Regions from separate parts of the Mus musculus genome. Here regions 2, 3, 4 and 5 are each linked to region 1. A link is a loop called in an ENCODE intact Hi-C map of the cell type or tissue named here. Cell type or tissue: left cerebral cortex. All regions are shown on one strand. Links, peaks and the distances in the headings refer to the core of each region. The heading gives the core; the rest is flanking DNA. Region 1 has its middle 84 kb from the start of Gm30313. Region 2 holds the start of B3gat1 (beta-1,3-glucuronyltransferase 1 (glucuronosyltransferase P)). Region 3 has its middle 89 kb from the start of Gm39312. Region 4 has its middle 180 kb from the start of Gm30313. Region 5 holds the start of Gm30313 (a long non-coding RNA gene).

Region 1 (5,000 bases), core at 1-5,000:
CAAGTGTTTGACCATCTAACCAAACCATTGTACATAGCCCATGAATCAGTATATAATCACATCTGGCAACTTCTCCTTCCAAGAAAACTGTATGACCATGCAAAGTGATTCCCACTGTGAAGTTTCCTTCATCACTGTCCTTCAGGATTGTTACAGAAATTGCCTGTAATGCTGCAGCTATCTACTTCTGAATGGTTCCTGCATATGCACAGAACAAACCATCTGTATGCCTGCTCCTAGTCTTCTTTTCCTCCATTAACTGATCATAGAAAACACACCCTAAGGCCATAGATGAAACCTGGGAGCAGAAAACATTGCAACTGGAGTAGGAACCATAGGCATTTTGGGAAATTCTCAATGTAACTTGTTTGTACCTATTTGACCTGCTTGGGCCTAATCATGTATATATACTTCTGTTTGATGATTGATCACTTCTGTGTCGAATCCACTTTATATCTTGGTAAGTTAGATAACAGCCAGCTGATGGGTGGGCAGCTCAGCTCACATGGTAACTTTTTGACCCATTGTCAAAAATGTAGTATTGTATTAATCAAGGTCATGAAGTAGGTCAAGCAATATCTTTCAAAGGAAGACTTGTCTGAGAGAGCCTTGCTCCAAAATTCTGAGAGTCCCTGCTGTGATGCACCAATAAGGTCTTGCCAGAGAGCATCCTTAACTGGTGTTGAAGGCCTGGAGAATTCCTGGATGGCTGGTGTCTTCTGTCTATGTTAGAAACCTGAAATAAACTGGCTTTAGTAACATCAAGTGAATGCCAGAGCAATGGGATAGATCAACTCACCAGTGACAGTGAAAGCAAGCAAACAAAAAGTAAAATTCCCATCCTTAACGTCTTTTTATCTGAGTTACTACCAGAAACTTCCATCCACATATAGGGTGGGCTTCCCATTTCAAATAATCTGAACAAGAATGTCCCTCCCGGGTGTGCTCAGCAGCTTGAAATGCTATAGATTCTAGATCCAGTCTTATTGACAGTCAAGATTACATGTCTGAGTTGGAAGGTTTTAGTTTAGTTTTAAATACACTATTTTTGTTTATTCTTTGAGAATTTCATGCATGCATACAATGTATCTTGACCATATTCAGGCCTATTGCTCTCCCTAACTCCTACAGATATTAACCACAAACCCCTCCCAACAAACTCTATTTTTTAAGACTTATCCACAAGTCCACAGCTTTAAATGACATATTTGTGGATGTGACTGTGTCTGCTGGAGCACTATGAAATTATCAAGGCCTACAACCTTAAGGAAAACTGACTTTCTTTTCTCTGGAAGTCATGTTATTTCTCACTCTCTCCATCAGGCCAGTTTGTGTGTGTGTGTGTGTGTGTGTGTGTGTGTGTGTGTGTGTGTGTGTTTGTGTGTGTTTCTGTGTATCTGACTATATCTGTGAGATGTGTGTTTGTCTGTCTGCCTATCTGTGTGTGTGTTTCTCTTTCTGTGTCTCTCTGACTCTGTCTCTGTGTGTGTGTTTGTGTGTGTATGTGTGTATCTCTCTGTCTTTCTGTCTCTCTAGTGTGTGTGTGTGTATCTGACTATATTTGTGAGATGTGTGTTTATCTGTCTGCCTGTCTGTGTGTGTGTGTGTCTCTCTCTGTGTCTCTCTGACTCTGTCTCTGTGTGTGTGTGTGTGTGTGTGTGTGTGTGTGTGTGTGTGTGTGTGTGTGTGTGTGTGTATGTGTGTGTTTAAGTGCTTATGCCATGGCATGGTCAGATAACTTTCAGGAGTCAGGAGTCAAGAGTCAGTCTTTTCCTTCTGTGTGATTTCCAGTGAAGTGAAAAGTTCCCAGGCTTGTACAGTAAGTGCCCTTTTTACTCACTGAACCGTCTCACCACCCTGGGTTGGATGTTGCTTAGAAAATATGCATTACTATATAGAAAGGCAAACAGGGGAAGAAAAGCTGTGAAGCCTTACAAGTCATTCATTTCTGATTGTTCAAGTATGTTCTCCACACCCACTGCAGCTCTTCAATGTGCTCAGTGTCTGTTGGGAAACATAAGAAAGACAATGAATGATCCCTTTGGAATCCGCTGCAGATGGCAAGCCCTGAGGATGCTTCAGATAAATTTTATTTATGAAAATCATCTATTATAGGCAAGTTATTATGAGAATTTCTGGAGGGTGGGGTGGGAAAGGAGGTAGGGATGATAGAGGGCTTTCTCGTTTGCTCTCTTGTCTTGTAATAGGAACCTTTATCATAGATGTTACTTCAGACTCTAACAATGACCCCCAGGGTTGGTGTTATTACCTAGATTTAGAAATGAGAAAACACGAAAGCAACTTTCCCTAAACTCTGCAAGCAGCGAAGAGCTAAGTTGGAATTTAAATTTAGGCTTGTCTAGCACCCACGCTCAAGCTCTTTGCACGCTGAGAAGCAGCAAGGCAGATGTTAGTACTGCTCCACCTGACAACTTGGAAGATGTCCACAACCATTTCTTGCAATAATCAAAAGGTTCTCAAACGCCGGTATGCTTGATGACCTCTTGAAATCTATAAGGCACAGAATTCTAACCCCACCTAATGTGTGTCTTCTCCAGGACATCTGTAACAGCTCTCAGAGATACACATTATTTTTATAAGTACCCAGGTGGTGTTGATGTTCTTGGTCCAGGAGCCCTGTTTTGAAAGTCATCACTGCAAATGCCACATCGCCGTACTAAAGAGCTCAAGACACACCACAAAACTTCAGTGAAGTTGCCACAGAAAGTTTCAGGGCATTACCAGAGGGTTGGTCCTATCTCCCTGGAGCCCCCACTGCCATCTGGTGGGAAAACAGGCTCTGTGCCCCAGTGCTCTCAAAATTCATGAGCCCCACAGGCTCCCTCCATGTGGACCTAGCTAAGTTCTCTCTGCCACCCTCCCTTTCTTGTTCTTAATTAAGATTCCTTCCTTCCAGATGGCAATGTGCCTTACTCTTCTGTCTTCTTTGCTTCTCTGATGGAGGCAGAGTGATGATTCTGTCTTATTTTAAAAGGTGTAGGAGGGCAGAGTGTATATCTGTGGGAATATCTTATTGCTGAAATCACATTTCCCCCAAAGTATTCATGTATACTAGATAGATGTACAAGGAAGAAATGGAAGGCACTAGTCCTACTTTACAGATGGGGATTTGAAGTCAATTCAACCCAGGTTTCACACCTATAGTAATACTACTATTGGCAGCTTTTCTGCAAATGAATGCTTATTGCACTATCATAATAAGCACAGGTATGTTTCATGTGGCCCCCATGTAATCCTTCGAGGTATTAGTCATTATTGAGAGTTATCACAAATACATCATAGCTTCATACTTTCCAAGTCCTGTCCCTATCTCATTTAATCCTCCAAACTATCCCATGGTTATCACAATATCAGGTGTAAACTCAAATCCATGACTAGTGCCACACTTGCTGTGAGTTTTGACATCATAGATTTCTAAGATGATGATTTCACCCACTCCAATCTCTGACCACCTAATGGTCCAGCATGCTCATGAGACATGCAAAGCATTCTGTTGTTTCTGCAGTTAAATGCTACAACCTTCGGGGCTTGAATGTTCCCATTTCTGAGGTCCATGTCATGAAAACATAGTCGTCAAATTAATATGTTCATGGAAGCTGGAGCTGTGCCCTTTGGGTGCAATTAGGGCTAGATGAAAATATAACAATAACACTGCCATGAACGTTAAATGGATTTATCTGAAAAGGAAGGGTGATTTGTGCTATCATGCTTTCCCTGTTTCACCATGTGTTGCCCTCCACCATGTTATGATATGACACACAGGATGGTCTTATCTTCATATTAATCATAATATTAATGGGTTTATCAGAAAAGGAAGGTTGACTTGTGCTATCATACTTTCTTGGTCTCAGCATGCAATGTCCTCCACCATGTTATAAAGGAGCAAAAAAAAAAAGCCCTTAAGAGATGTTGACATCTTCATCTTAGATTTTGAGCACCCAATATTGTGAGAAATAAACTCCTTTGTAATTCACCCTGCCTATAGTTTTCTGTTAGTGACTAAAAAACAAAATTAGGTAATCTCCTGCTTTCCCATGAGCTCTCGGGACTGATGACTTTTTTTTCAAGATTGCACAGTCTAATTCGAATTTGAGAAGAATCCAAAACCACAAGTTGTAGTTCTCTGTTAGTCATTGCCTTCAGATGGGCCAAAGTAGGATGCCATAGAACAGATCTCTAGGAGCCCTCTGGGTCTCTGTGGGTCTGTCTCCTAGGCCCTTTGAACACTCTCAGAGGTAAGGGTGCTTCTCAGAGCACCTGCCACAGATGTCTTCTTTTTGCCTTTGAATTGTTTTGCAACAGGAATATGTATCCAGACAGTTCTGGGCTAACATCGTCTTTCTGGAGAACAGGGAGTGATGGTGTAAAGGAACTCAGCAAGGGCATTGGCTAACAGCTAAGAGGAACAGTTAGGGTATGTAGGGAAAAGACAACAAATCCTGGCAGAAGTACATGCTTCCTGCCTATTTTCCCAGGCTCAAGTGAGAAGAGCCACGATGAAAAGGGAAGGTCAGGGAAGATCTGTCCATGATCCTTAGGAATGCCCTTAAGACTCTGGGCTTGTTTCTCAACCTGTGGGCACTGTGACCATTTTAAGACAGAGGTGGGTGAGCTGCAGATGACAAAACTAAGTGCCAATCTCCTTCCAGCCACCCAAAGAGCCTGATGCCAGAAGGAATGGAGGAGGCACCATATGCTTGGTGCAAGCTCTTCAGCTTGCTTCATTCTCCACAAGCTGCTTTCTTGACAATGTGTGTCTGCCTGTCTCTTTAGGAGACTTGAAGAATGAGATACATATTCATTCATCACCCAGATGGGAAAGCAAGCCAAAAACTTCCCTACAGTGGCTCACCAGCTCCAGAGAACCAGTCCTTCTGGCTACTAGAAAACATTGCTTCTCCAGAAGCTGGCTACTTCTGAAGGAAAGAATGAAAAAGGTGCTTGATATGACCCCACTAGTAAATAATGAAAAAGTGACA
Region 2 (6,364 bases), core at 828-5,827, 100 kb after region 1:
TCTTTGTGATCAAATATCCACCTCCAATTTGCTCTGGAGAAACTGAATTTCAAAACCAGAACCAATGGCCTCTTAATAAAAGGGAGGAGTGGAAAAATGTGCTCATTATGACAGCCATGAACTCAACCACTCCAAATAGTGCATCCACACAGTCAGCACAAAACTTCTAAGGATGTATATCCTATGAAATTTTCTGCTAGACTTTGCAAGTATGACCCATCCCCAGGGACCCTAACCAATTGTTCAAAGAGAGGAAAACTTTCCTCTCTCCACTGTATTCCTTGGTGAGGGTGCACCTGGTTGTCATGCACACATTTATATGCCCCTGCCTGAACCATGACAGCTGAGCTCATGCACTGGGGAATGAGGGGTTCCTAACTGGGCCTGTCCATTCATGGCAGCGAAATCACTAATGATGAGTCCCAATGTAAGAGCAGGGATAGCAGGTGACTGCCTAAAAACAGGGGCCCCAGCCATCAGACAGCTGAGAGGGTAGGGCACAGACCTGGGTGAGAACATGGCTTACCTGTTCTAGTTCCTTGCATAGTTAGCTGAGAAGAAAAAGATGGCCTGAAAAGAAACCACCAATGGCAGCCCTGGAGCATAACAAAGCTACTGATGAAAGAGAGCCAAGCAAAGGGCCAGCTAGGGGAACAATGAGCCAGCAAGACTAATTGCTAGTCGTATTAAATTTGGGCACAGGTGATCTAGTCCCAGATGTTTTTTTAGCTTTTACACTGCAGGTGATGCTTTTATGAGATCCTTCTGAGATTCAGATTTTGGAAACTGTGCCAAAATCAGAGGATGGGGCAGGGCTCCTGTCCTTCTTAACTACACAATAAACATATAACAGCTTGTCCCAGAAGGCTTGCATACTAAACATTCTGGTGCTAGTCTTTGGGAGCCTCTGAGAAGAGGGGCTATTTACTCTTCAGAGGAGGGGAAAATAAAGAGAGATGCAACATTCAAAGCTCCTAGATCTAGGAGCTTCTCCAGATGTTTGGAACAAGGACCAAGTTGTAGGGATGCAAGAAATCCAGATGTGGAATGGAAACACTGCTGCCCTTCAACTAACAAAGAACACAGAAAAATGATAACTATGGCTCGGCACCCTGATAAAGACTGGTGGGTGTATCCAGGTGGGAGCAGGCAGGTATGTGCATACATTCACACATACACATGATGTATACAAATGCACACTATTTGTTTGCACTGGTTTTATTGTGGTAACTTATGTATCTGTATTTTGGGCACATGTTGCATCTACATAGATACACATGTATCTTTGGGTCCATACCTGTAGAATAGTTTCAAATAAATGTCAGGCTGTGGTCTCTCCGCTGAGCCTTCTCATGCTAATTTTAATATCATATTATGGTTTCAAAGTTGGCTTTATAAATACAAAAAAAATACCATAAACAGCCCCAGGCTAACTTTCAAGACATGTTTCCAGAATGGGGTTTTATTATCACTGTTGTTCTCACAAGAATGGTGCGATAAAACTTGCAACCATTCCTGCTCCATCTGGTTGAATGCCAGGCTAGAGAAGTTAGAGGGGAAGCCACCCCATAGAACAACCAGAGGACATTTGCTGGCCGAAGCCTGTGGGACCAGACAAGATCCTGTCGGCTTACCGAAAACCTGTCTTATTACTAAAGAGACAGGCCCAGAGGTCACTTAGGTAGTGCCTTTAACCCATTCATTATTCCAGCATTGTCCTGAATCCCCAACCTGGGGATTTGGCACCATCCTGGGCAGAGATATGAGTGAGTGTGACCCCACACATGGATGCTCCTGTCTGTGGGCATCAGCTTCCCTGTTGGTAAGAATCAGCCTCCAAGATCATCTCTGCCCTGTCACTTAGTAATTTTGGGTGGTATGGTTTCCTCAAGGAGATGCAGCAAGACAGCATGCCCTGGGCTCCCTGGTATGGAGTAAGGGGAGAAGAGTCTGGAGAAAGCCTCTCTCTAGAGACAGTAATTCTGTATTTTCTATGGGATGTTGTAAACTGTGACTACTACCTAACCTCAAAGCCTTGAAGAACAGAATTGATTCTAGAGCCTTTACACCACTCAACTTCACCCAAGAGGAGAACCAGGCTTCATCCTGATAGGCAGAGGTGATGGTGAAGAGCTGTGGGCTCAGCCTCAGCCCACAGTATAAAGTACGTTTCAACCCAGCAATGCCTAGCGGTGGAGCTGGTCTTTTGGAGTTTTGAAGAGGACACAGCTGAAGGCCCTGACCACAGGTGTCAGTGAGGACTATCAGCAATATAAACCTGAAGGTGCATGGATGGCATCTTAGGCTCTGGCAAGTAGACAATAGCATTTAGAAATCTCCCACTGGATGACTGCATGGCAGAGAGAGAGGGAGAGAGAGAGAGAGAGAGAGAGAGAGAGAGAGAGAGAGAGAGAGAGAGAGAGAGAGAGAGAGACAGAGACAGAGAGAGACAGAGACAGAGAGAGAGAGAGAGAGAGAGAGAGAGAGAGAGAGAGAGAGAGAAACTCCCTGTATCCTAGCATCCCAGCATCCCAGCCCCCCAATACCTAGAAATTCCTGGATGGCCTGCCCACCCACATTGGCCATCTCTTCATTCTGCACCAGACTGTGCCTCCTGCCTCCTTGTTAGATGCCCAGTGCTGGGGGGCGGGAAAGCAGAGTGACCCTCAACATTTTGGCATATCCTTAAAAGAAAGAAGCAGTGCCCACAGGTGGGGCTGCCCCACTGGCAGGCTCCTTGGGGACTCCTACCTCCGACCCATACAAACAACCCTGTATCCACTTCGGATTGCCCGAAGCCAAGCTGGGGGCCGCACCCTCTTTCACAGCCGCACTCATTCCAGCTCAGTGTCTTAGTCCCGCAGAACCGTGCCCCACCGCAACCCCCAAACCCTCAGCATCCCAGCCCGGAAACAATCGCCCTTTGAGAGAAGCTGCCAAGCCAGGGGCCTGAGCAGCCAGGATTGAAGGATGGAGGCGGGTGAGCTGGGGGTGCCGGCAGGGCGGGCGCGCTCTCACTCGAGCCAAAGCTGGGGTGCCCTGGGCCCCGCCCGAGGCCACTCCAGCATCCAAACGAAGTCCCAGACGCCCCAGAGGGAGGGCCACAGAGGAGAGAGCAGGGAGGTGATACCAAGCTAGAGGAGGGGGTCCAGCGTCGGCCCCCGCCTCAGCCCGCGAGGTTGGTACGGACCGCGAGTGGCTCGGGTCCCGCCGGCAGCTCGCGCTCGCGGGGGCGGGGTGCGTGGGGGCGGGGCGGGAGGCGCTGTCACAGCCGCGGCCGCACCGCGCATCCGCCGCCGCCAGCGCCGAGGGCACCACGCGCTGGCCCGCTCGGCTGGGCTCCGGCCGCGCGCCCAGCCATCCCGGCCCGGCCGGCCCGCGCGTCGCCTCTTGGGGCTCCGATCGCCGCCCCGCGCCTCGCCACCCGCGCCCTCCTGCGCGCTCCAGGGTTCTGGCCGCTGCCTGGCTGAGCCCAGAAGCAGCGGGGCCGTGATAGCGGGCCGGCCGGGGCTGCGGACGAGTGGGCCCGCGGCTATGAAGTGGCCCCCGAGGGCACGGAACCGGAGAACGCCTCGAGAGAGAAGCGCGCGCATCGCAGGGCAGCAGCCTTGGGTCGCTGGGGCCAGGGTATAGGACTGCCACCCGCTATGGACTGCGCCAGGGACGATATGGACTCGCTGCCGCAGGTCAGTGTCCGGCGCCCTGAGCCCCCACCTCCGCGGTGCACAGAGCCCCTTTATGCGTCCCCATCAGTACCCACGCCATGTCCGCCCGCGTGCGCGCGCGGTGTGTGTGTGTGTGTGTGTGTGTGTGTGTGTGTGTGTGTGTGTTGCACAAAATAGGAACATCCATCGGGAAATAGGGCCGGCTGGCAGGGCCTGCACCTGAGAGGATAGGAAATAAAGCTCGGATGCTGCCTGCCCCGCTCCATTAGGATGAAGGCAAGAACTGGTTCTCTGAGTCTTCTAACAACTGGTCTTTCTCTTAGCTCTTCTGTCCCTTGCCACCTCAGCAGGTGGTTCTTAGTGGCCCATAGGATTATAGGAGAAGGGGTCAGCTCTAGCTGCACCCCTACTCACCGGCAGGGACCCCAATCTCTCTGTCTTTCCTGGACATTTACAAATTAATTCTTTTCAGGGGAACCAAGTGACGCTCATCTTTCCTGTGGGTGCTGGGAGCCAAGAGATGTGGAAAGTGACAGTGAATCTTAGAGACCTTCAGTGCAGTAAAGCGGAAGGAGGCAGGGCCAGGTCATTACCTTCCTCTGTGCACTTGATCATACAAGTTCAGAAAAGGAAACTGAGATGTGAAGTAAGAGGAAAAAGTATCAGATCCCGCACCCCAGGGAACCGGAGTGTCAGACTCCTCTTAAGCAGCTCAGGTCAAGAGCCCACCCACTCCCAACTCACCCCACCCACCTACAGGAACTTGGTTTTCATGAGCTACCACTTTCTTAGCCGGATCTAGTCCTAGTGCACTCACTGGACAGCTTATAGAAGGTGGAGCTGAGATGACCCCCCAGATTTCTAAAGGCACAGGACCTTGAGCAGGGCTTTTTGTTGACAGTGGATTCCCCCATGCTTGAGTGGTACTTCTTTACGGAGACCAGTTTAGCTGGAGTGCCCAGCAGAATCTCGATCTTGGACTATCTGGCATACAGTTGCAAGTGAACGAGACAGCTATCCATATGCCTGACACAGAAATAATGTGCATGTGGTGTGTGTGTGTGTGTGTGTGTGTGTGTGTGTGTGTGTGTGTGTGTGTAAATGGCAAGCACGGGGCTTCACAAGTGACTGGTATTGAGGTGGGTATTTAGCTGTGTAGGGCTGTTGTTGTTCTAGTCTTCTGTCCTTAGCATCTCCCTTTTCTGTCAAGAGTCACTACAGAGAGGAGGCATTTCCTTTTAGAACCTGCTCAGTTGGTGAGCACTATTGAACCAAACATCAAGTCCTTTCTGTGTTCATGCAAGACAAAGATCCTTGCCATGAAACCTTTGCAAAGCCTCCCACTCTGCTCAGTTCACTTGCAGGATCTGCCAAGGTCCTGGGCTCGCATTCTGTCTCCTCTCTGCCCCTTTCAAAAAGAGAAAAAAACGCTTCCGAGGGTGATGGGACCAGGGAAATGAATGCATGCATACCCGCACTTGGCACTGAGACCATTGTCTTGCTGCTCCCATTTGTACAGCTGCTCTCCAAGGGCTTAGGGATCACCCTGTGCCTGTGGGCGTGGTTGGATCTGTGCATGTGCTTTCTGGGTGAGGTGCTACTGAATGCTCCACCTGAACCCTGGGCAGGAAAATCACTAAAGGGGACCCAATTACAGGATGGGAGCCTGTAGCAAAGAACAAGCTGCCCAGAGGAAGACGCCCACTTCTGCTCAAGCTTTTTATTAGATTTGAATTTTCCCCACAATGTTTAGGGAGGACCGAGTCTATTGTGCCTTCATGATATGGAGCCCAGAATGATGAGATTTTTATAAGGATGAAATATGGAAGAGGGTGAGCTGACTAAAGAGCCAGGCTCTAGGCCAGGGAGTCCAGTGGCAGCATGTAGCTAGAAGAGAAGAATAAGGATTCCTGAGTGCTTCTCTGTCTGTAGGAGAGGCCTGGCTTCAGCGAAAGGAGAAATCAGAGACTAGGAGAGGCAATGAGATGGAGACAGAGTGAAGCCTTAGACAAGGTGCAAGTCTTCTTCAACAAATATGCACACCATAACTTTACCAATCATCCTCTCCTGGGGGAGGCCCCTCACTGGAGCTGGTGGACTGTCTACTGAGAAAGACTCTGATGGAGTAAGGGTGGCTCACAACATGGATAGGTCATGTAATCAAATGCAAACTGCTCCAGAACTATTGAGAGCCACCTGCTGTGGCATCACCCAGTGTGAAGGGTTGTTCTCCTTCTGGCCTTTGCCATTCTTACCTGGCATGTAGTGTGGCAGAGAAGGAGGCAGAGTATGGGCAAGCCTGACACCTAGGGAAGAAGGAGAGAAGCCTCTGTCGTGTGTATCATCCTTCTTGTCAGGGCTCCAGATGAGCAGATCTTTAGAAATCCCCCAAGGACCAGCTAGGAGACATAGTCATGATCCAGAGGTGAAAGACCTCTATAAGGGCTTGCTGGGGTCCTTCATGTCAGTACATCTGTCCCCAGCTAAATGGATTTTGACGAAAATGAGTCCTCTTAACACATGCTTTTCTTACAGTCTATAAATTGGGGAAGTAACATCCTTTTAGACTGTTAAGGATAAGGGCTATGAATGTTAATTTCATTTATATCTTTTATACATTCTCCTTCCCTCCCCTATTCTCCCAGTATCTGGGTCTTCCTCCTCTTAACCTATGTTAATCTAACCTCCAACTTTGAATT
Region 3 (6,364 bases), core at 573-5,572, 510 kb before region 1:
ACAGAAGAGGAGAAATTTCCAGTTGTGGGACAACTTTCTGGTTTCAGCTCTCCGGGTGCCTGAGGCTCTGGTCTTCACTTAACCCTTAGATGACCTAGATTTGTGTACTTTATCATGTGGGCTCCTCTCCATATTATTCCTCCACTTACTTAAGAACTAACTCAAAACAAGGATGTCATCTTCCTTCTTACATTATTTCATATTTGGTGTGTATCCTATATGTTCAGTGACAGTAATTGTTCTCAGTAATTTCTATACACCACTGCATAGAGTCAATAATCCTTATATACACAAATTTCTCCACATTAAGTTGAACAGCAATTCTTTGTGACCAGTGGAGCGTAGCTTATAACTACTTGTATTCTTCAAAGATTCTTGAGCTCTGAATGCAAATTGTTTTCACCAGGTGGTGATTTACACAGTTTTTGTTTTATTAATATTTATATTTATTGTTTGAGAATTTCATAATGCATACAATGTATTTTGATCAAGTCCAATGCCCATTTTTCTCTACTCCAACTACTCTTCAAGATTACTGTTGGTATTCTGTCCCAATTTAATGTGTTCTTATTTTTCTCTTCACCGGTGCCAGTATGAGTACAGGTTTAGAACCACATATTGGAGCACAGACAGCCTGTTAAGCTCTGAATCCTTGAAGAAAACTCCCTTTCTCTTGCCCGATATCCATCAGTACCCAATAGGTCCTCACTCTGAATGGGGCTTCCTGACCACCTTCCTCCTCAATTTTGGAATTTACCTGACTTGATTTACACAGATTTATTGCATGATATTGTAACTGCTGTGAATTCACACATGCAACTAACCCTGATATGTTCAGAAAATTGTTTTTTGTAGTCTTTTAATGTCTCTGGTTCTTACAATCATTCTACCCTTCTATAATAATCCTTGAGCCTTGAGAGGTCATAATATAGATGTACCATTAGGGCTGAGCACTTTGTAATCTCTTGTTATCTTACTTTTATTCTCTGCACATTGACCAGTTGTAAATCTCTATGCTAAAAACCATGTACTGCAAAAGAAAGCTTCTCTGAATAGGGCTGAGAGATGCTCTAATCAATAGGCTTAGTAATAAGTAATTAAGAGTTGGCTTAATAGTATGTCCACATCTCTGAAAAATAGTAGTAAGTTCTTTCTTAGGGTCTCTGATGTGTCTCACCACAGGTTCTTGCATGAGATAATGGCGTCAGGCATGATTTTCATCTTATGGAACTTGAACTAAATCAAATTAGAAAGTGATTATTTAGCCCCATAAAATTCATCCCACTTTACCCCAACACCTGTTCCATCTGTAATCTTCTGGGTCATGTCACTGGGCTGATCTATCAGTACCAAAGTCACAGGATCTCTATGACACAGGGCAACAACAGGATCTCCAAGAGGAGTCCCCATGAGGATCCAGTATTCACAGTATAGCACAAGCCCGATGCCTTGAAACAGACCAATGATTTATTGCAATGAACGTTTGCAAGATGTGTGAACAAAAGGGTGTCACAAAGTGACATACTACAGCTTCCACAACATGATGATTTTTGTTTTGTTTTTATTTTATTCTGTTTTATTTTATTTTATTTTATTTATTTTGTGCGGGAGGTTGAAGGGTGGAAGATGGATAAAGTGGATGGGGAGATGAATGGGATTGGATACATGATGTGAAATTCACAAAGAAACAATAAATAGTTTAAATTTTTATATACTTCTTTTCATTTTCTAAATCTTTCCCAAGTTTAGAATTATATGCTCAGTAAAAAAATGTGTAGACAATATCAACAATAAGTATGAAGGAAAATCCAACATTCACACTTCCCATAATTCCTTCATCCTAATATATTACTTTATTGCCAGTGTTTCTACCTATAAACAGTATATACTTCTTAACTACTTCATATGATTATTGAAATCTGTGTTCTTGTTTTTAAAATCCCAAAGCTAGCTGTCCCCTGAGAGGTTCTTTCTGCCAGAGCTTGACCAATACAGATGCAGATGCACACAGCCAACTCTCAGACTGAGCACAGGGACCTCAATGGAGGAGTTAGGGCAAGGACTGAAGAAGCTGAAGGAGTTTGCAACACCGTATCAAGAACAACAATATCAATCAATCAGAGCCCCCCTCCCCCCGCCCCGAAATCCCAGGGACTAAAACACCTACCAAAGCGTACACATGGAGGGAGCCATGGCTTCAGCTGTATATGTAACAGAGGCTTACCTTATCTGGCATCAATAACAGGGGATCCCCTTAGTCCTGTGGAGGCTTGTCGCCCCAGTGTAAGGGAATTCTAGGGTGGTGAGGCAGGAGTGGGTGTGTAGGTAGGGGAACACCATCACAGAAGCAGTGAGGGAGAAGGGATAGGATAAGGGGTTTATAGAGGGGAAATCAGCAAGGGGAATAACATTTGAAATATAAATACAATATAAACAATAACCAATTTTGAAAAAGTAAAATTAAATCGCAAATCTACAGAAAAGTAGCTAGGCAGTACAATGAACTTTCCCAAACTCTTTAGCTAGATTGCCAGTTTTAGTGTTTTACTATGTTTTCTTTGTATCTTAACTTCTATGTATGTATTTTCATGTACATATGTGTGTGCATATTTGCTTAGCTATTGACATAAATGTGAAACCATGAAAAATAATCATTCCACTCTCAAAAGTTAAACTTTCATTTTACTTTACTTTTCAATGCTAGGGTTTAAGTAAAGTTAGATATAGGCCAATCAAGTACTTCAACACTGAGCTACATTCACAATCCATTTTTAAATGTGAAGCATGTGAACATTTTTTGAAATTAATTCTGAACAAATAAGTTTTCTGTAAAGAACTTAGTCTCAAATTCCATAATAGTGCAATTTGACTTAATGTTTTTAGAACTATTCCCTATAAATGATAAACATGATTATATTAAAAACAATAAAACAGGAATACTGTCTTTTTAAAAACAAAAAACAAAAAAAAAAAAAATCATTCCACTCTCACACCAGTAGCCGTATCTTGTCAGGTTACAAAGCTGGATTGGATTGTAATTACTTTTCTCCTCTACCATTGAGGGTAGTAAGTTCCAACACTGTGAAACTTAGCCAGAATGGACAGAATTTCCAAGTCATACATGTTTTCTGGCACTGGGTTTCTTATTTATTAGCCTGAAATGTCTAAGAGGGGTATTGCCCACCCCCATGATAAGGTAACTCCATTTCAACTCTTTATATGTATGTATTTGAAGAAACTTCTACAGTAGCGGGTTTATACAGCAGTCGTTTCTACCTAACTTTCTCAAAGGTCTTTAGTGTTCATTTGCTCACACACATACAAATTCTACTTGATCCCATGCTCTCATTCATATCTCCAACCAACCCTCCCTGCTTTATTATTCTCTACTCCTTTTTCTCAACACTTGTACTCCATCTCTTCTTCCTTGAAAGTCCCATGCTGCCATCTGCTGGTTTGGTGACCTGTATTTAAACCCAATTATCCAGTTTCTAAGGTAATACCCACACCTGCCATTAGAGACTGCCCCACCTAGGGATCTGTCCCATCTGCAGACACCAAACCCCCACACTATTGCTGATGCCAAGAAACACTTGCTGAAAGGATGCTGGTATGGGTGTTCCCTGAGAGGTTCTATCAACAAAAGACCAACACAGATGCAGGTACTCACAAGCAACCATCGGACTGAGTCCTGGGACTGCAATGGAAGAGCTAGGGGAAGGACGGAAGGAGCTGAAGAGGATTGCAACCCCATAGGAAGAATGATGTCAACTAAGCAGACCACCTGAAGCACTCAGAGGCTAAACTACCAACCAAAGAGTATACATGGAGGGAAACATAGCTCCAGATACATATGTAGCAGAGGATGGCTTTATCTGACATCAATGGGAGGGGAAGCCTTTAGTCCTGTGGATGCTTGATGCCCCAGCATAGGTGGATGCTAGAGCCGTGAGGCAGGAGTGGGTGAATGGGTGGAGGAGCACCCTCATAGAGGCAAATGAGAGGGGTGAGAGGGGGATGGGATTGGGAGGATCTGTGGAGGGGAAACCTGGAGGGGGGATATCATTTGAAATGTAAGAGAATAAAATGACTAATAACAAAAAAGAAAACATGCTACTTTTGTCCTTTGGAGTCTGACTTTCCTCACTCAGAATGTTTGTTCAGGTCCTTCTATTCATTTGTGAATTTAGTATTTCATTTTTCTTTGCAGCTGAGTGGTATTCCATTGTCTAAATGTACCACATTTTCTTAATCCATTCATCAGGAGATGGACATCTAGGCTAGGTACATTTCCTGGCTACTATGATTAGGACAGCAGAGGACATGGGTGGGCAAATATCTTTGTAGTAAGATATTGAATGTTTGGGGCATGTGTCCAAGAATGGTAAATCTGGATCATATGGTAGATCTATTTTTAGCTTTTCTGAGGAAACAGCATACTTATTTCTGGTAGAAGTACATATATATTTTAATTTTGTTTGTAGGCTTAGAATTTTTTAAAACCTACTTTAATTATGATTCTTTAATGCTTCAAGCTCCCTTCCTACCACTGGTAAGAGAAAAGAAAGGTTAACAGAAAATGGGGGTTGTGGATTTGTTTAGAAATAGTTCTTTGAGGTGATTGCAACCTTCATTGCCAGCAGTCCAGTCCACTAGAAAACTGCAAACACAAATCAGTAGCAGCATCTTGATCCAGAAAAAATAGCAAAGATCTGCTGATTGGCACTAGTCCAAGAAGCAGCATGAAACAGCAGAAAAGCAAGGCACAGCAACGTAAGATCATTGTCAGTGAAGATCAGCATCAGTGAGGCCCAAAAATGACCAGCAAAGAGCTGCAAAGCAAACCAATCCAAGAGTGTTGTTCACTCTCTGTTGGGTTATGCTTATACACTTTCTTAACATCATGTGTCCTCTAGAGGATCCACTTCAGCAAAATGTCACATACCCTTTCACCAGGCAACTTCCAAAGAAACACCTTGAAAAGTCAACAAGGTCAATGCTGCCTCTGGAGGCATGCTGGTATCCATAACCCGGGGATGTGCTGGTATCCATGGTCTGTGATGCTGCCACATAGCATTTAGATGACCAGGGCCCATGTGAATGTCTATGGTTTGTGGAGGACTAGAAAGCAAATATGACAGAGGTGCATTATACAAAGTTCCTAAATAATCAATTAAGATATCATGTTGGGGAAAAACACCTCATTAGAAATTTGAGGGTACATGTACGGGAAAGAGTTGCTGACTGTATCTCTACTGACATAAAGAACATTAACATATGTTTTCATCATCTACATACAATTATGAAATCTAAACTACCTAATCTCAAATTCCTAACAATTCCCCTAATAGATTTCTCTTGGTGATGAGAGTATATAGTAATTGATCTCCATGATAAAAAGTACTTGATGAACCTAGGGGACATGGAGTCACTGGCTAAAGAAGAGATAAGTTCGGTTTTTTTTTAGAAGGAGGAACAAAATACCTATGGGAGGAGATACAGAGACAAACTGTGGAACAGAGACTGAAGGAAAGACCATCCAGAGTCTGCCCCACCAGGGGATCCATCCCATATATCATTACCAAACCCAGATACTACTGTGAATGCCAACTGGTGCATGCTGACAGGAGCCTGGTATAGCTGTCTCCTGAGAGGCTCTGCCAGCGCCTAAAAAATACAGAGTTGGATGCTCTCAGTCAACCACTGGACTGAGCACAGGGTCCTCAATAGAAGAACTAAAGGACTGAAGGAGCTGAAGGGGTTTGCAGCCCCATAGGAGTAACAGCAATATGAACCAACTAGTACCCCCATAATTCCTAGGAACTAAACCACTAACCAAAGAGTACACATGGAGGGACCCATGGCTCCAGCTGCATATGTGACAGAGGATGGCCTTGTTGGACATCAATGGGAGGATAGTCCCATGGTCCTATGAAGGCTCAATGCCCCAGTGTAGGAGAATGCCAGGACAGGAAAGCAGGAGTGGTTGGGTTGATGCGCAGGGGAAGGGGGGATGGGATAGGGGGTTTTTGGAGGGGAAACCGAGAAAGGGGTTAACATTTGAAATATAAATAAAGAAAATATCTAATAAAAACAAAGAAAAAATAAACTCTGAGATAGTCTAGGTTCTGAAAGATAGAAATGAAGAAGATATTTCCTGATGACTACTCTTGTTCAAACATCATATATAGCTGCTCTTAGTCTTATGTGGAGCGGCCATCAGCAGAGATGGAAGACTCTATTCCGAAACCTTTGGAAGGTTCCCTAATACCTTTATACACTGATATGAGTGTTGCAAAACCATCCTCAGTTTTATGGGGCTCTTTACCCCTATTATTTAATTTCTTACCGTTATGTTCATAAA
Region 4 (6,364 bases), core at 657-5,656, 260 kb before region 1:
AATTCTGGAAGAGCTGAACATTTACTGTTCTCATGACTGCATGTAACAAACCTGTATGTTCTGCCAGGAGCTCCAAAGAGACCAACCAAGATAATGATCATGTGTTCTGAATGACTCTGGAACATGTGAGCCCCACTTTTCTTGTCTCTATGCCCAGACCTACATCCCCTACTGTGTTACCAGCACCAGCGGGCGCTTCTCCCTATATTAATTCAACAATTTCTTCTAACTTCTTTGAAAAATAGAATTTTTTGTTTCAGAATTCCTTTAGTATACTAAAAAGGGAAATTTTCTGCTAGTGTGGGACCTCCTTGGGTACATTTCACTTTGCATAAGTCACTTCCTCCTCATACTTGGGAAGGGGTTCCACACTTGAATATTTCCGAAGGAGTTTTGTTTCATCTTCCCTGCCTGTGCCCCATCCATCTCATCTTCTTTGTTCATTTGGATGTCTGGTCTTTTCTTTTATTTTGTCAGTGTTGTTCTGTTTGATCTTTTCTTCTGATGGCGAGGAATATCTCCCTTCATTATCAACTCATGGACATGAGTTGAGTTTCAGTTTTCAGACCAGCCACATCTCAGTCTTCTTATTTGACTCTATTCTCTCCATATTGAGTAACAGTTCACAGACATGCTGGGGATGAGTCCTCTCCACCCAGTGTAGAACCTCTAGCAATTCTGTGTCACACTGAGCATTCTTTCAGTGTATAACAATGAAGCTATACATTCTTGGTCTTTGGTCATGTTGCTGTCCCTGCGTTTCTGAGGTTCTTGCACATTAAGGTGCAGTTGAGCCTCAGTCCTGATCCAATTCTGCCTTACCAAGAGCCTTGAAACTCCACTATTGAAATATCCTTCAACTTTCTGAAGCAGATGGATACCCCAAAAAGACTGGATGAAATAAACCAAAACTCTCCTTAATATAGTCTTGTTTGAATCAGCCCTTAGGCAATCAAAGTAAACCAGCCAAATCCCATATACAATGGCCTAGATGAAGCCAGCATCCAGAGCCTTCCCAAAGACCACAAAAGTCATCTGATGATCAGCTTCATTTGTTACGAATGTCAAGAGATACCAAATCTACAATATTTTTGTCCAGGAACAGTTTCTACCAGTGGCATTGCTGTGAATAGAGAAAACCGAAGTATTTACTTTCAGCTTTCCATCTAGGTACTGTCAGTAGTCTCTAAGTGTGGGCCAAGGCATTTCTTAACCAGGCCATACTCAAAGATCAACTGAATGCAAGCAGATATATCCATTTCGTTTCAAAATATATGTAGTTGGCATTCTGCCAACCTCAGAACCTCAGCTTGCAAAACTATGTCTTAGTGGTATTTTTTTTTCAACTGCTGCAGGGTTTATATAGTTCTGGATGGCTGAATGTGCTCTTAGGTCTTCTGACCAGTCTTCACACTATGCAAATTTCATTTCATAGTGTGGTATCACCAAATGTCACTGGACATGAATATAGATTTTCTCAAGCTAAGCAGCTTCTATGTAGGCACTTTCAGTCTCACAGTAAACCTCCCAGATGGCACTGTACTTGGACATATGTAAATCAAGGAATGACACAAACTTTTCTCTTAAGCACAGAAAAAAAAAACAACAACAACAACAACAACAACAAAAAACCCTCTCTCCAGGCTACCTTTCTGGCCCAGCCAACAACTAAGGTCTGTATATACCCTATACAGATATCAGTACAGCTGTAGTCCTTTATGGCTGTCTCACAGAGATTGTTAATATGTTCCAGGACCACACTACCTAGGGACTTGCTTCTATACAGTAAGCCTAGCAGGAGTTCTTTAAGGGGAAGAACTGTCTCTTCTTATAGGATTCTATCACTTACCATAGCCAGCTCTCATTCTAACTGCAGCAGCCTGTTCAGGTCACACACACAAAGGAGTTTATGGGATTTCTATTCCATTTTCTTTTTCACGTGTGAATTTATAACAATGGTGCATTGGTTTTAGGTTATCATAGATCTTTATAGATATTCTTTTGGCTACTCCAGATGCTCTCTTCATTCCTTGCATTTCCCAAGAGAGTCCCTCCCAGAAGAAGTCAAGACACAGTCCTCATCCCCATTCTTCTCACTTGTGCCTTCACTGCTGATTCCATCTTGGCCCCATGCTCTTGTACCTTCATGCCACAGCCCATGATGTCACATCCTTCTCATCCAGGCTGCATTTCAATTCATCTTCCTCTTTTTCCTCTTTGTACCCAGACGTAGACTCAGTATCTGGCTCCAAAGTTGGGGTTGCACCTGCTGTCCTGTGCTTCAAATCTTGATAACATCTTTTGATTATATATAAAAAAATTGATTTCAGTAGAGTTCAATTTTTTTTTCTTTTTTAACTACTATGCTTCTGATGTCATACTCAAGAAATCAAATGTTCAATGTCAGGAAGAGAGTCCTCTGCATTATTTTCTAAGACTATTATACATTGACCTTGGTCTTGGACCAATTTTTAGTTAATTTTAATAAATGATATAATACAACAGCCCACTTTCATTCTTTTGCATGTCACTATTCTGTTTTCCAGAATCTTTTGGTTGAAAATAATAAGCATGCCTCTGTGGAATTGTTTGGCTTACACAGAAAACACTTAACTAACTTTAGTTGCTCTCTTGGTTCAGTTTTTATTGCTGTGATAAAGACTTAAAGCAACTTGGGGAGGACAGGGTTTATTTGGCTGACATGTTCCGTCATACTGCAGCACTCAGGGAATCCAAGGTAAAACTAAGATAGAAACTATGAGGGAACACTTTTTTTTGTTGGCCTACTCAGCCTTCTTTCTTTCTTTTTTATTTATTTTTTGTTTGTTTGTTTTTGTTTTTGTTTTTCTGGAGGCATGAGAAACTTTTATTTAAATCATAAGAGAAAATTTCCCAAAGTTAGGGAAAAGGTGCCAATACAAATGCAGGACTCATTTAGAATATCAAACAGAGAACACCAGCAAAGAATCTCTCCTCTTCTATTAAAAAACATGCTAATATACAAAACAAAAAAGTATATTAGAAACATTAAGAGAGAAACAGAAAGTTACATACACAGGCTAGTCTGCAAAAATAACAGTAAATTTTTCAACAGAAACTTTAAAATACAGGAGAGCATGAAATGATGTGTTTCCAGTTCTTAAATTTAATAATTTTCAATACAGACATAGCACAGCCATCAGCCTTCTTTCTTATACAACCCAAGAGTAGCACCACCCACCATAAGTTAGGTCGTCTCTCATCAAGCATTAACCAGGAGGATGCTCTACAGATTTTCCTACATGTCATTGAGAGAGAGTTGTTTTCTCAATTGTAATTTCTTTTCTTTAAGTAGCATAAAATACTCTAAGCAACCAACTCTAAGCAACCCATTGTCATACACTGTAGTCCCTGATACTTAGGTGTCTGAAACAGGGGGTTCAATTGCACCTATACATCTGAGGCCAGTCATGCAGCCTAGATGCACTATGTAAAAAGAAAATTATACACACAGACACAAATTAGTTTATTTCTATTCCATTTTATTGTTTTAGGGGTGTGTGTGTGTGTGTGTGTGTGTCTGTGTGTGTATGTGTGTGTATGTGTGTGTAGTTTTCAAGGACAGGATATTACTGTGCAGCATAGCTGTCCTGCTACAGAATATGCAGCCCAAGATTGTCTCAAATTCATGGTATTTGCCAACTTTGGTGTTGCAAAGTCTCTACAGGCATGTGTTCCCTCCCATGACTCATCGTATTGATTAATTCATATAGTGATCTTCATCACTCAGGAGATTGGAGCTTTCAAATTGGGACACATTCATAGCACAGCTTTATTCTTCTTGTAATGTTGAGTAAAGCTCAAATATGTTATTTGTGAATGTCTTTGGTTTAAATGCAAGATTTCACTCATTTGGGTAAATAGAAATGAGTATGATGGATGCTAGATAGTGATAAGAATATATTAAGCTGTATTTAAAAAAAAAAAACTGCAAAAATACTTCCCATCTTACAAAGTGGCTGCACCATTTCACACCATTTTCTCAGCAGTAATGAGCACTGCCCATACTGCCTATATCCTCCCAGCATTTGATGTCAACATGTTAGATTTTAACTAACAGATTTTGTCTAGGTCCATCTTGTGATGATGTGACAAAATACCCATGACTACACAACTTATGAATAACAGAACGTCTTACGGATAGTTAAGGCTGAGAAGTCTAAGATCCAGTGCTAATAAGTTGACTTTGTATAAAGAATGATGCTCTTTATGTCCAAGATTATGCCTTGCAACTCCTGATATCTGAAAACAGGAAAGATCACTCCTAATTCAGTAGGAAACAGAAAGTTAAAAAATTACACATGGACCCAGACATGGCTCTTAGTGGTAGCATGGGCTGGGGTTTCACCATGTCCTCAGGTGTCAGCACAGGTCCATAGCCATGGAACAGCATGGGTGAATATCTGTGCCTCATATTACCACCACAGGTCATGTGGACATCTCTGGTGTGGAGTGTTACCCAAGACCATGTTGATGTCCAAAGACTGTGAAGACCTAGCCTTGCCCAGCACTGCCTGTGGCACTCTGAAGAACTGTCCCCATGCCTCCCTGGCCGCAGCATTCCTAGAAGCAGGCCCTGACCCTTGCCTGGACAGCACAGTAGAGCTGACCCTGGTGGCAGTAGTGCTGTGTTGTACTAGCCAGAAGGTGTGCGGGAACTGGTCCTGCCACTCATCTACCAGTGAGCTGGCATGCGCCAGGGCAGAAGCCCTCCCCAACTCTCACATAGCCTTGGGTCCATGAGAGCAGGAGAGCTGGTATAGTACCTTTCTCACTGCTACACTTAGGAAAGTGGGCCCCACCCCTTTCCTGGCAGCAGAGTAGAGCTGGCTATGGTGATAGAGGGAGGTGTGAGCTCTCCCAGAGAACAGTAGAGCAGGAAAGTTGACCCTACCCCTTGCTAGCTGGTCCACTGTGTGAACTAGCTGGGGCAGTCTGAAGAGCTGGAGATGTGGGCACAGAAGAGCTGGCAGATTGAACAACTCAGCTAACTTCCAGGCTCAGGTAGAGCGCTTGGAGTTGACTCACCCCAGCATCTACCCCATCTAGGATCTGCTGAAGTGCATGAAAGGACTAGTTCTACAAACCCAAAGCTGTATGACCTCTATGACACAGAGCAAAACAGAATTTTTAGAGTCCTTGTGGGGAACTGGTATTAATAGCATAGCAGTATCCAGAGGCCTTGATACAGACAATGATTGTACATTTCAATGAACATAGGTGTGGACAAAAGGGTATACTTTGTTACACATTACAGCTTCCATGACAAGGTTGGGGTTTATTTCTTTGTTTTGTTTTGTTTGTTTTTATTTGTTGTTTTAATTCTTATTTTCTTTTCTTTTGTGGGGGAAGTTTCATTGGTAAAGGGCAGATACAAAGAAATAGATAAATTGGATTGGGATGCAAGCTGTGAAAATCACCAAATATCAATGAAAAGGTTTTTTTTTTTTTAAGGAATGAGAGGGAGAAGAGAGAGAGAGAGGGAGAGGGAAAGGGAGGGAGAGAAGGAGAGAGGGAGGGAGAGAGGGAGAGAGAGAGAGAAAGAGAGAGGAGGAAAGAAAACCATAAAACTTCTTTCACAATAATTTTAATCCTGTTCATAGGAAGAATTCCTTATGGGTGAGTCACCTCTTAAAGTTGTCACCATTTATTATCACACTAGCCATTTCACCTTAACATCTGGTCTTGGAAGGGACACATTCAAGCCATAGCCTGTGTCCTAGGTCACCACTGTGTTTTAATTAACTTTTGATGTTGAGAAATATTCACATGCTTGTTTTCCATCTGTGTGTTTCCTTTGGAGAAATCTACTCAGATTATTGATCCATTTTGTAATTAGATGTTCTGTTTACTTTCTGTTCATTTTCAAACATTCCTTGAATAATTTGATAGTGGTCTTTTATAATGTATATGTTTCACTTCTTAACAATTAATACACCCTGCTAGTAAAGTGTCTATTTAAATGTTTTACTGTTTTCACTGGGTTGTTTGTCTTTTTATTGTTTACTTGTCAAAAATATTTTTTAAGTACCGAGTGTTTTGATGGTGTCTTATTGACATTTGTTGTATACTTTCGTAATAGTTTTTCTTAGTAGATATATTTACATTTTAATCGAGTCAAATTGTTCATTTTAATATTGTCATGAATTGCTCAACAATAAAAATACATAAGTGCATATACTGGCTAGTTTTGTGTCAACTTGACACAGCTGGAGATATCACAGAGAACGGAGCTTCAATTGAGGAAATGCCTCCATGAGATCCAACTGTAAGGCATTTTCTCAATTAGTGATCAAGGGGAAAGGCCCCTTGTGGGGGGAACATC
Region 5 (6,364 bases), core at 538-5,537, 85 kb before region 1:
ATGTAGCACCACCATGAGTTAAGTGCTGACACATAAATCCAATGTGTGGCATGGAGTCAACAAGTCTGCCTTTCATCGTCTCACCTTCCCACCTCACACACTGAAAGTGACAAACTACATGTACAGTCATTGCCTCTGAGTCATCAGGTGCAGGATGCAGGCCCGAGGCCAGGTAGATGGAAAAGTCAGGCAGAAGCATAGGCTCCTGTACCATGCTCTACGCCACAGCCCTAGGAGATGGAAGCCATCTTTCCTGGTGTTTGCCTAAAGTCTTCTGGAGAGATGGCTCTGTGGTTAAGAGCACTGACTGTTCCTCCAGAGATCCTAAATTCAATTCCCAGCAATATATATATATATATATATATATATATATATATATATATATATATATATATATATATCAGAATTCAAGAAAGACAATGCCTTCCCCACAACAGGCTTATCAAAAAGCAATGCCTTCCACCAAACTCTCCATATGTTTCCCTGCCAATCCTGTTGATGGGGTTGAGTCATGAACCCATGATGCCCTAGTCCAAAGAGAAGTTAGACAAGTGAAAATCTCATTTCATCCTGGGAGGTTGATGGATGACTTTGAGAAAGTATTTAGACAATTAGGTTACAGGCTCGTCACCGGCATTAGTCTCTGGCAGGTGTCTAGGCTGAAGGAGCTCACTAGTCTCAGGAGGGTATCTGAGTGGCAGGATGCTCACCAGCACCCGTCTCAATTTGCCTCCCTACATTTCTTTACTTGCAAACTCCCACTTGATCTAGAAGCTCCATTCACCCCTCTTTGAACTTCCTCAACTCCCCCACAGAGATATTTGCTTAATTAGATCCAAATTGGTGCAACACATTGTGCTAGCTTCCCTGTCTGTTACTGGAATCTGAACTTAATTTCAGGGACAATGTCTCTGCCTTTGTGTGTTCACACCTTCGCCCACACTAAGCCCGGCCATTCAAGTAGCCAGCTGCAATGAATTAATCCTGATGAATAGATGCAGAAGCATATGATTGAATGCATTATAATACAGCTTGTGCCATGTTTATACCACGTAAGACCATTTGGGCACTTGAGGACAGAAACAGATGCTCTGGAGCGCTCTTGGTCAGCAAGACAATGAGTGTCTATGACTTTGAAAGCTTTTCCTATTCATAGAATAAACAGGTGAACGCCACCATTCCTCAGTGGCCCGAAGCTGTTCTCAGAGTGTCTAACCTAGCCATTATGCTAGCACATGGAGAAACCACGGCTATCAAAATTGAATATGAGAGTACTCTATGAGTCTTTAAGCATTTTCCAGCCCCATGAAATGCACATCCCTAAGGTGAGCCCTAAAGTGAACTTCCAGTTCTGGGTGAAAATGAGAACTCAAAACAGATTCTTCAGCTGAAAGAACTGAGCCACTCTGATGGATGTGGAAGGTGGAGGAGCGCTACAAGTGGGGACGGGTACACGTGGGAAATCTTGTATCGTCTACTCAATTGTTTTGGGAACCTAAAGCAACACTAGGAAATAAAGGCTCCTGAAACAAATAAGCTTATAAACAAAATATTCTGGGTCACATATTTTAGGTCTGTCTTCTCCTATCCCTATTATAAAAAACGTCCACATACGTGGCAGCTGGAATCTGCAGATTTGTTGTCTAGCAGTACAGAAGGCCAGGAGTCAAAACAGGTTTTGGGGTTCACTGTGTCCTATACCATTTCCAAAGGCACTAGGGTCAAACCTACCACTTGCCATTGAAGTTTCTAAAGACCACTCACATTCTTCATTCTTCCATCTTCACACCAGCCCATCCACAGGTCAGGCCCTTCTTGTGTCATAGCTGGGACCCTTCTACTGTCCTATGGCACCCTCTAACCAGAGCTTGGATCACTTCTCTCAGTTTAAAGGCTTAACATGACTAGATGAGGTCATTTAAATAGTCTGTGGTCATCATCCAAACATTAACCTTCATCAGAGCCTCTATTTTTTTCTTAATCTACATAAGCACAGGTTCCAGGGCTTGTATTTAAGACACTGAATGTCGGTCATTGCTGAAGGACACTGCTTTCCCACCATGAATGCAGATGACTCGCCTGAAGAGCTCTGTGTGTGAGGTGTCAGGTAATACCTGCAGAAATGGAGTGGTGGGGGGGGGGGGTGGAAGGTGAGGGAGAAGGTCTTGGGAGGCCCTAGGCTCTGCATATATCACAAATACTCAGGTGGTTTCTCAGAAAATGAGAAACATAGTACATTTGAGGAGTTCTACTGTTTTTCCTGGTGCTCATGAACTTTCTGGACAGGAGAGGGTAAGCTGTGCCCATTCCAAGATGGATCTCTGGGCTTAGACTACACAGAAAAGAGCAAGGATAGGACTCAAACCTTCAGGAATCAAGAGTATGCTCCTGATGACTGCTCTGCATCAGTGCCACCAACAACAAAAATCTATGACAGCATCTGTACCATTCGTCGGGCACCAGGGAACAAGCAACATTACAAGGAAGGACAGAGGTGGCTCTGCAGTTGTGGGGAAGGCACACTGATCTGTATCCGTCATCCCTGGAAGTACAAAGATGCTTCTCCATGTTTCCCAACCCACTGAGCCACAGCCTCAGTCTAGTGCTTCAGAGATTCATCTATGAATGGGGCTTGGCTGGCCGGTCCAAAGCTATTCCAGCAGGTGACTAGGTGCATGATGTTTTTCTAGCTAATTTTTTATAGTTATAAATAGAATGAAAAGCACTAATGAAAAGGGGGTACCTTCTTAGCTGGTGGGATGTGAGGCACACAGCCTCTTTATGTCTAGAATGTTGTCTGACCTTCCCCAGTGTGCAACATCACTGGAAACAAGATTTTCAGATTCCTCCATCTGGGCTGATGTTTCCAATTCTGTAAAGTGAAAACAAGCTTCTATTCCACCAAGTTCTTCCCCTCCCCCATCAAGGCTTGTTTATCTCTCTTACTTCAGAATGGGCGTCTTGAGCAAGAGTCACAGTTAACTCTACATAGCAGTCTGTATAAAGAAAAAAGCCCTGGGCAGAGGAGGTAGGATTACTCTGTGCTGTGAGGCTCAAGGGCTGGGGTAGAAATGTCCTTATCCCTCTTCAGCGCTAAGATCTAACCAGCTTGCTGCTATTAATATCTGCATCCCTGTTGTGAAGGGAATTTCTCAGGACAAGGGTGGAGCTGGCATAAAGCCCTTGTGCTGGCATGGACTTCAGTTGTGGTTACTGGAGATGAGATTGCTAAAAACAAATGCTACCAGGCTCAGCAGAAATCGACAATTTGACTGAAGTACTTTCACTTCCTCGTGTCCCTCTCAGGCCTTGCAGAATGACTCTTGAATCACTGGAAGCCAGTAGCATCCTAAGGGACACCACACTGATACTCACAGAAACACTCTGTGAATGCACAGCCTACACTCACAGCAAAAAACCATTCCAGGTCCTCCTAGCTATCTTCAGCTATCTGGTTAAAGAGACCAGTTTGGGAATTTGGAGATGAAATTTTTATAACACCATGTCAATGAGATTGGGGGTTGGTATCCTCTGTTCCATATCTGAACAGCACACTTCTTCAACATAAAAGCAGCTTTGCCAGAAAAAGAAAAGTAGCCAGTTTTATCTTAGCATCACCTCCCTGTAACCAGCCCTATACACAGTATATCTTGGTCAGCAGTTTCTGTATGAGTGAGTGAGTGAGTGAGTGAGTGAGTGAGTGGCTGTGCCTGAGACTGGTACATAACGGGCTTTTCCCTACGTTTTTTCCTCTTCATCAACAGCACCATGCATCCCCAATTTGGGCGGGGTTAGGTGACCTCCTTAGGTGTAGAGGAAGGCTGAGCTGCTGCTTTCAGCTCCATCCTTGCTCCATCTGTCTCCTGTGAGTATCATGAAAAAGGACTGAGAGGGCTTCCTTCCAGCCATGCTGGGCTTCAGCTCCATTCTGGCCAGCAGCCCTGTTTGAGCACGTCCCATATGAAAGGGATATGAAGGGCTGCTTAGACTGGGCCCATGAGGCTGCTCTGCTCCTCAGCTCCCTGAATCCCTGACTTCAGTGAAAGAAAGAATATCTCAGAGGGTGCATACTGAAAGTGCAGATGTTTTTAATAGATGAAATCAAAGAATTACCTTTTCAGTTGAGCCTTTGAAAAATTCAGTTCAGATATTAAGGTTAGCTCCCAGCTGGCTTCATTAGCTCTCAGCACCTGAGTCCATTTGATCTTCACAGTCATCTGAAACATCAAGATCTCTGTGATAAATAATAATGCAGGTTCCGAGAGGTGGAGAGCTTTGGAGAATGTCACACAGCCTATGCATGACAAATGATGCCAGAAACTCAGCTGTATCCATAGAATCCCCTCCCACTCTGCAGAAACCCAAGAGACAGTCTAAAAATAGCATCAGCCTGGCCTGATTTTCTGAGAATCCCTGGTTTAAAATAGGTCTTCCAATTTACCTATAGGTACACTAGAACACATACTGTTCTAACTGAGGAAGGTGGCCTTCCTTGTCCAAGTCACAGACCAGCCTGACACGATTGCTGTATGTCTGGTCACTCAGACCCTCCCACTATGCATGCTGCCTCTGAAACTGCTGTGCCAAGTTCTCCATCACCAGCATGATCAGCTGTGGCTGCCTACCTCATTGATTCAACTTTCATTCCCTCCACAGACTGCCATTCCCAACATAGACCTCCATCCCTATCACAGACCTCCATCCTCACCACAGACCTCCATCCCCACCACAGACCTCCATCTCACCACAGACCCCCATCCTCACCACAGACCCCCATCCCCACCACAGACCCCCATCCCACCACAGACCTTCATCCTCACCACAGACCTCCATCCCCACCACAGAACCCCATCCCCACCACAGACCCCCATCCCACCACAGACCTCCATCCCCACCACAGACCCCCATCCCCACCACAGACCCCCATCCCCACCACAGACCCCCATCCCACCACAGACCTCCATCCCCACCACAGACCTCCATCCCCACCACAGACCCCCATCCCACCACAGACCTCCATCCCCACCACAGACCTCGATCCTCACCACAGACCTCCATCCCCACCACAGACCTCCATCCCCACCACAGACCTCCATCCCCACCACAGACCTCCATCCTCACCACAGACCTCCATCCCCACCACAGACCTCCATCCTCACCACAGACCTCCATCCCCACCACAGACCTCCATTCTCTTCAAAGACCTCCATCTTCACCACAGACCTCCATCTCCCCAACAGACCTCCATCTCTCTCACAGACCTTCATCCTCACCACAGACCTCCTTCTTCATCACAGACCTCTCCCTCACAGACCCCCATCAATACCACAGACCTTCATCCTCACCACGGACCTCCATCTCCCTCACAAATCTCCATCCTTACCATAGATCTTCATCCTCACCACAGAGCTCCACCCTTACCACAGACCTCCTTTTCTACTGCAAAATCCTCTAGGACACAAGAGGCCTCTTGGCATGGCTCATTCTCTTTCCCCAGCATCTCTTTCTTTCTGGGATTCTACAAACAAGATGGCCATAGAACTCTCATCTGGAAGAGCCAATAGACACGAGGAACCAGGACACCCATACAATGGCTTCAAGTCATCTCATTTAAACACGTAAATAATTAGCTTCTGTGAAAATGTAGCCTACTGCTACCATGAAATGGGAACACAGCCTGATTACCTGAGTGGGAGACAGTAAGGAAGTAATAACAAAAAGTAGAGTGAATGATCAGATGACAAACCAACCAATAACCATCAGTCATGGAGATGTAGAACAGATACCAAATCAGTGGACAGAAACAGGTTCCCAGCTGGACAGGAGCCCTCCCTCTCTTCCCTTCTCTGACTAACTTAGCTCAACTTTATTTCTGGGAGAGCAGCTTTTTTTTTTTTTTCATGGTTTAGACTTGGAGCTAGACTTCTCCCAGGGTTTTTGAGGTTAATAAGTGTTTTGTGCATTGAACTTGACCTTGGAGAGCACTACACAGGAAACCCTCTAACGGCTCCAGGTCTGCTGCTTTAGTGGAACTGTTCTAATAATTTCATGGTTCACTCCTTTCAGTGATAAGACATCTCATGCTGGGATTAAGGAGGGGTTTTGAAGCACAGGGCATCACTTGACCAGGTGTTGAGACACCTTGCTATAGACTTGGTTCTGCATTAACCTGCTCTGTGACTCTGTCAAAGTTAACAAACCTCTCTGATCCTCAAATTTGTTTTAAATTAGTAAATAAAGGGTTTCTCTAGATGATCTGTGAGGGTAGTCCTCAGGGCCAGGTGTCCCAGGCAGGTGCCCCACCTGCTCAGCTGAACAGAACAACCTGACAAAATATTACAGAAGAAACAAGCCAGCTCAGACC

The links. A loop is a pair of places that touch in the nucleus more often than their neighbours do. Peaks named below come from ENCODE experiments on the same cell type or tissue, not always from the same donor. Only the 100,000 strongest peaks of a DNase experiment are listed, where the experiment ranks them.
Region 2: it touches region 1 in a loop (4-fold over the local background); 5 of 42 quality-filtered maps call a loop at or near these places.
Region 3: a loop joins it to region 1, with 3.0 times the contacts of the local background. A loop is called at or near these places in 2 of 42 quality-filtered maps.
Region 4: it touches region 1 in a loop (2.3-fold over the local background); 2 of 42 quality-filtered maps call a loop at or near these places.
Region 5: a loop joins it to region 1, with 9 times the contacts of the local background. A loop is called at or near these places in 3 of 42 quality-filtered maps.

The regions. Positions count from the first base shown.
Region 1 is chr9:26,630,685-26,635,684 of GRCm38, forward strand. No RefSeq gene overlaps it. Among named protein-coding and RNA genes, the nearest start is that of Gm30313, 84 kb to the left of the region's middle. In left cerebral cortex, for the core only: a CTCF peak has its summit at 2,792 (motif pointing left); DNase peaks (open chromatin) are centred at 1,957, 2,417, 2,873, 3,527 and 2 more places; H3K27ac peaks cover 2,629 bases.
Region 2 is chr9:26,730,492-26,736,855 of GRCm38, forward strand. It overlaps B3gat1 (beta-1,3-glucuronyltransferase 1 (glucuronosyltransferase P)), which reads left to right and starts at 3,317. Exons shown (of 7, transcript NM_001310766.1): 1 at 3,317-3,686. It overlaps Gm48393 (a long non-coding RNA gene), which reads right to left and starts at 2,392. Exons shown (of 4, transcript XR_003948112.1): 1 at 527-2,392. In left cerebral cortex, for the core only: no CTCF peak of the experiment used is centred there; DNase peaks (open chromatin) are centred at 3,081, 3,786, 4,445, 4,667 and 3 more places; H3K4me3 peaks cover 3,105 bases; H3K27ac peaks cover 2,978 bases.
Region 3 is chr9:26,118,740-26,125,103 of GRCm38, forward strand. No RefSeq gene overlaps it. Among named protein-coding and RNA genes, the nearest start is that of Gm39312, 89 kb to the left of the region's middle. In left cerebral cortex, for the core only: a CTCF peak has its summit at 3,469 (motif pointing left); DNase peaks (open chromatin) are centred at 3,455, 4,399 and 4,752.
Region 4 is chr9:26,366,434-26,372,797 of GRCm38, forward strand. It overlaps the pseudogene Gm19113. Among named protein-coding and RNA genes, the nearest start is that of Gm30313, 180 kb to the right of the region's middle. In left cerebral cortex, for the core only: no CTCF peak of the experiment used is centred there; DNase peaks (open chromatin) are centred at 1,347 and 3,689.
Region 5 is chr9:26,545,391-26,551,754 of GRCm38, forward strand. Gm30313 (a long non-coding RNA gene) reads right to left here and starts at 4,288. Exons shown (of 3, transcript XR_379203.1): 1 at 4,114-4,288; 2 at 2,744-2,872. In left cerebral cortex, for the core only: no CTCF peak of the experiment used is centred there; DNase peaks (open chromatin) are centred at 3,230, 3,405, 3,924, 4,072 and 1 more place; H3K27ac peaks cover 2,093 bases.